Regions from separate parts of the Homo sapiens genome. Here region 1 is linked to region 2. A link is an interaction called in ENCODE POLR2A ChIA-PET data of the cell type or tissue named here. Cell type or tissue: GM12878. All regions are shown on one strand. Links, peaks and the distances in the headings refer to the core of each region. The heading gives the core; the rest is flanking DNA.

Region 1 (2,922 bases), core at 91-2,590, 230 kb before region 2:
GACTGAGTAAATTCTGGTAAATACACAGCCATGAAAAAGGATGAGAGCGGTCCCCAGGAAAATAGTACATGACAAAAACAATACACAAGTGGTAGACATAGGGTGCCGCCTTTTGTGTAAAAAGGGAGTTAACAAGTATTTTAGCATTTGCTTGTATTTGCATGTTGAGAACCATGGAAGGATCAATAAGAAACTAATAAAATAGCTACCAACTGCAGGTGCAAGACTTACTGAGTACTCCTTTTTATAGCACTTTGATTTTTGAACCAGTTCAATATATTACCCTAGTCAAGAGGTAGTGGTAATAACTAATAAATAAATTTTAAAGGCCAAGAATAATGGAATAAAGGTCAATGATACAAAAAGGCAGTTCAGTGGAAAACCAAATACGAATGACACCTAAAAAGATGTTTATCCAAAATCATAAGAGAAAAACCAATAAACCAAAAAGAGATGGCATGTATCCATCAATTTGTGAAGATCAAGAAATTTGATACTAAGTAGTGTTGATGATGGTATAGAGAAACAGCCACTCTCAGACATTGCTGGTAGGCATATAAACTAAAATAATCTCTATGAAGAGCTATTTAGCAAATTTCAATTTAAATTAATTTTAAATAAATTTATTTTCTTTATAAATTACCCAGTCTATGGTATTCTGTTATGGCACCAGACAATGGACTAAGACAGTAGAGAACACCAAGTCTGTCACTCTATTAAAAACAATGAATAACTGGCAAAAACTGCCAGAATCAACTGTTTCAGAACACTGGGAAATAATCAAAAGCTTACTACAAGCAAGGGAACACCTAATACAAAATAAACAGCTAAGAGAGAGTCATGGAATTTTAATTTACCCTGGTCCCATCCACTCCCCAGTTCAGCAGCAGCCTTGAAGGCAACAGCTAACATTCCAGTACAGGTACCTAGTACCACAGGGAGCAGAACATATCTTATTCTCAAAGAATTGTGGTTGACTGATTTGACCTGTCTAGTGGCTCCCTGAAGAACTGGCTCAAAGGATATGCCTGTCTTTTGCCTAACTCAGAACTCTCCCAGGGCTAAGGTAGATATCAAGGGTAGAAGTGTGGGAGTGGTAGAGGTCTACAGGGGAGGAGAGGTGGGGTGTAGGGGCATGCATTTGTTGAAAACATTTAATGTACTCATTGCTATTACCTGGGGCAAGAGACAAACAATGGACTAATGTAAACACTTGGGAGGAAAGGCTAAGGAATGAGATACTTTAGGGAATATGGGCTTCATTTGAAGAGCTCCTACATATTTTTGTGAATCAAGAAAGTCACATGCATGCCACAACTGGGTGCATGCTCAGAAAAGACCTAAGAGGGCCCTAAGCTCCTACCTCTGGCTGACTTTCAGGATCTTTGCAAACAGGAAGTAAAAACTAAGACAGAGTTGTAAAATGCCTGGCTGCACCTTGAAGGCGTGCCTCACAACATACACACAGCCCATCTGCAAAGACTGGGGGGTTTCTGTTGTTGTTGTTGTCATTCCAGACGTGTAAATAAATCTCTAGTGATTCATCAGCTGACCACTAAGCTAGTGGAAGAGAGGCCTCTGTGGCCACACATGACAAAGGATACAGACTTCACAAAATTAGTTCAGAAAAGTCCTAAATGAACAAGGCATAGCTATAACAAGCAGCAACAATCCACAGGGAGGGGGAGCATCTCATTTCCTAAGTTACCACATTATAATATACAAAAAATCCAGTTTGGAACAAAAAAATTACAAGACATAAACAAAAAACTATGGCCTATACCCAGAAAAAAGAAATTAACAGAAATTGCCCCTGAGGAAGCCTAGTCACTGGACTTACTAGACAAAGACTATTTAAATCAATGGTCCTAAATATGCTTGAAGAGCTAAAAACAAAAACAAAAGCCAGGTCTAAAGAACTAATGGAAACCATGAGAACAGTGTCTCAACAAATACAGAATATCAACAAAGTGACAAAAATTATAAAAAAGCAATCAAATAAAAATTCTGGGTTTGAAAAGTACAATAATGTAAATTAAAAATTCACGAGAGGCTCAACAGCAGATTTGAACAGGTAAAAAATGAAGTCATGAGAATAGATAAACCTGAGAATAGGTAACTTGAGGTTTTCTGGCTTGATGAACAGAAATAAAAAAAAATTTTTTTTAAATAAAGAGAGTCTAAGAAGTCTGTGGAATACCATCTGGCATAACATAAGCATAATAGGAATCCCAGAATGAGAGAAGAGAAAGGAGCAGGAAAATTATTTTTAAAAATAATGACTGCAAGTGTCCCAAACTTGATGAAAAACATGAATCTACACATTCAAGAAGCTAAACAAACTTTTAAGTAAGATAAATTCAAAGGGATACACACAGGAACACATTATAATCAAATTGTTATATGACAAAGACAAAGAGAGAATCCTGAAAACAGCAAGAGAGAAACAACTAATCATGTAGAAGGCATCCTCAATAAAAGTCACATCTGACATCGCATCAGAAACCATAGAGCCAAAGGCAATGGAATTATATATTCAAATTACTAAAAGAAAAGCATTGTCAACCAAAAATTCTATATGTGCCAGAACTATCCTTCAAATACAAAGGAGAAATGAAGACATTACAAAGCTAAAAACCAAGAAAGTTTGTAGATAGTAAACCTGCTCTACAAGAAATGCTGAGGGGAGTCTTTCAAGCTGAAACAAAAGAACATTAGACGGCTGGGAGCGGTGGCTCACACCTGTAATCCCAGCACTTTGGGAGTCCAAGGCGGGCAGATCACAAGGTCAGGAGATCGAGATCATCCTGGCTAACACGGTGAAACCCTGTCACTACTAAAAATACAAAACAGTAGCTGGGTGTGGTGGCGGGGCCTGTGGTCCCAGCTACTTAGGAGGCTGAGGCAGGAGAATGGCGTGAA
Region 2 (2,922 bases), core at 236-2,735:
AGCTGGGCGTGGTGGCACATGCCTGTAATCCCAGCTACTCAGGAGGCTGAGGCAGGAGAATTGCTTGAACCTGGGAGGCGGAGGTTACGGTGAGCCGAGATTGTGCCATTGCACGCCAGCCTGGACAATAAGAGCAAAACTCTGTCTCAAAAAAAAAAAAAAAAAAAATTAATTGGAATTTTAGAATTTAAAAGGAAATACTTTTAAATGAGAAAAGGCAAAGATGAAAGACCAAAGAAATCGCCAAAAATGTGAAATATTTAGTTATGTGTTTTTTTCCCTCTACTTCTCTTTTGGGGTCCTTTGAACTTGGGCCTGTTTTCTGTCTAGCTGCTCACATGGCATTTTTTAGATCTGAAATAACTTGTTGGAAAAATCTAAATATAACTCTGGGGCAGGAGATCAAGGATCAGACATATTTTCTCAGAAAGATAGTAATTTTAGGGGAAAAAAATATTTTCTGAAGCATTCTAGAAGAAAAAACTAGTCCATACTACAAAGAAAAGAAGTGTGGCAAACATCAGGGATATCAGAGTTCTGAGGTTTTATTCTTTTGTATTAAATATTTTTAAGAAACATGTTTTGTTACCATGGAAAATTTTAAACAGATTTTTAAAAAAGTGGAATAGTATAATGAGCCTTTTATACCCATCACCTGCATTCCACGATTATCGAGTAACAGCCAATCTTGTTCTTCTCAATTCACTTTCTCCTTTCCTGTACTAATTTGAAGCACATCCCAGACATTATATTGTTTCATATTTCAGTTTGCATCTCTAAAAGATAATGATTTTTCTTTTTAATAATAATAAATATTGATCAGGCTTACACCTGTAATCCCAGTGCTTTGGGAGGCTGAGGCAGGCAGATCACTTGAGCCCTGGAGTTCAAGACCAGCCTGGGCAACATGGTGAAACCCCATCTCTACAAAAAATTAGCCAGGCATGGTGGCTTGCACCTGTAGTCTCAGCTACTCAGGAGGCTGAGGTAGGAGGATTTCATGAGCCTGGGAGGTTGAGGCTGCAGTGAGCTATGATCACGCCACTGCACTCCAGTCTAGGTGATAAAGTGAGACCCTGTCTCAAAAAAAAAAATCTAATAAAGAGGACAGCAAGCAAAATTATCTTGTAATGAATAAATAAAATAAACATCACTTAGAACACATTCTCATATTTTCTTCCCTTCAGTGGTACAAAAAATTGAGCTGATATTTCATGTGGGTAAATGAATGAATAAACTAAACTCTTCATACTACTTTTTTTTTTTTTTTTTTTTTTTTGAGACACAGTCTCGCTGTGTCACCCAGGCTGGAGTGCAGTGGTGCGATCTCGGCTCACTGTAAGCTCCGCCTCCCGGGTTCACACCATTCTCCTGCCTCAGCCTCCTAAGTAGCTGGGACTACACGCGCCTGTCACCACGCCCGGCTAATTTTTTCCATTTTTAATAGGGACAGGGTTTCACCGTGTTAGCCAGGATAGTCTCGATCTCCTAACCTCGTGATCCGCCTGCCTCGGCCTCCCAAAGAGCCACCGCGCCCGGCCTAACTCTTCAGTCACTATGACTTATGGGTAATTGAGGCTCAGAGGTATATTTGTCTTTTTTCCATATAAATGTCAAGAATGCTAATTATTAATTTTTAGAGAGAGATCTGTAATAAATATTTATTAGTAATATTTCTGTACTTTTTAATGTGAAATTATATTTATAGAAAATACCTCATCAAGGCCAGGCACTGTGGCTCATGCCTATAATCCCAGCACTTTGGAGGCTGAGACAGGCAGATCGCCTGAAGTCAGGAGTTCGAGACCAGCCTGGTCAACATGGTGAAACCCCGTCTCTACTAAAAATACAAAAATTAGCCGGGCATGGTGGCATCTGCCTGTAATCCCAGCTACTCGGGAGGCTGAGGCAGGAGAATCGCTTGAACCCGGGAGGCGGAGGTTGCAGTGAGCTGAGATCGTGCCATTGTACTCCACCCTGGGCTGCAAGAGTGAAACTCCATCTCAAAAAAAAAAAAGAAAGAAAAGAAAAGAAAATACCTCATCAATAAGTGTTAAATGAGTCATGGTGAATTTTGCTCTTGGTATATAAGAAACTGACCTTGAGTCTTGGTATATGAAAAACTGACCTTGACTTTGGGATTCTTCACAGAGGTACCAGATAAGTAAAGTCTCATCAAATAAGAAAAATAAACCTTACATTCAGATACATATTTAGGTATCTTCCTGGTTTAGATGCAAAGAAACAAGGATTCTTTCACAGGACCTGCATCATGTAGAAAAGGTTTTCAGTATGGTTCAACTGGCAGTGACTTTCAGAAGAATATATGATGAATCACAATATATAGTTCCCCCTCTTTACACTAAAGATTATTTTTATTTACCCTGTATGCTGTTTTAGTTGAATGCCATGTAGCAGACTGTTGGTTAATATCATAGAATGAGGTGTGTTAATGAATACAGTTATTTTCACACACACAAAAATCTAATAAAGAGGAAAGAAAGAAGTAATGAATCTTCAGATCTTTAGAAGTCTTAGAAATGTGTGAATGGGTGGAAAGAATGGCCCCGTTTAGTTTTGTAAAGTCTGTAATTATAAAACAGCTCTTCTACATGACCTCATAGACAATCCCGAGTCCCAGACGCTTTGCAGAGAAGCATCCTTGCCTTTCCTTGAGGCGGTGATCAGGACATAGATAGTGGGAAGGATGTGCCTGGGAGGAAGGTCCCAAGACCACGTCTCATCCTGGCATGCCAGTGCCACCCACCTGCCTGTGCCGCAGTTGTTTGTCATTGACTGGGCAAAGCAGATGACCCATGTCTCACTTGCAGGTATTGACTGGGCTCCCAAGAGCGACCGCATTGTCACTTGTGGGGCAGACCGCAATGCCTATGTCTGGAGTCAGAAAGATGGTGTTTGGAA

The links. ChIA-PET counts read pairs that join two places held together with the same protein. Peaks named below come from ENCODE experiments on the same cell type or tissue, not always from the same donor. Only the 100,000 strongest peaks of a DNase experiment are listed, where the experiment ranks them.
Region 1: POLR2A ChIA-PET joins it to region 2 with 5 read pairs; 3 of 35 experiments call an interaction of 5 or more read pairs at or near these places.

What each region holds. Positions count from the first base shown.
Region 1 is chr7:99,110,839-99,113,760 of GRCh38, forward strand. All of the region lies in intron 1 of SMURF1 (SMAD specific E3 ubiquitin protein ligase 1), which reads right to left. Among named protein-coding and RNA genes, the nearest start is that of SMURF1, 32 kb to the right of the region's middle. RefSeq lists an enhancer at 1,083-1,152. In GM12878, for the core only: no CTCF peak of the experiment used is centred there; a DNase peak (open chromatin) is centred at 1,423; H3K27ac peaks cover 593 bases.
Region 2 is chr7:99,341,462-99,344,383 of GRCh38, forward strand. It overlaps ARPC1A (actin related protein 2/3 complex subunit 1A), which reads left to right. Exons shown (of 10, transcript NM_006409.4): 4 at 2,832-2,922. Among named protein-coding and RNA genes, the nearest start is that of ARPC1A, 17 kb to the left of the region's middle. In GM12878, for the core only: no CTCF peak of the experiment used is centred there; no DNase peak of the experiment used is centred there.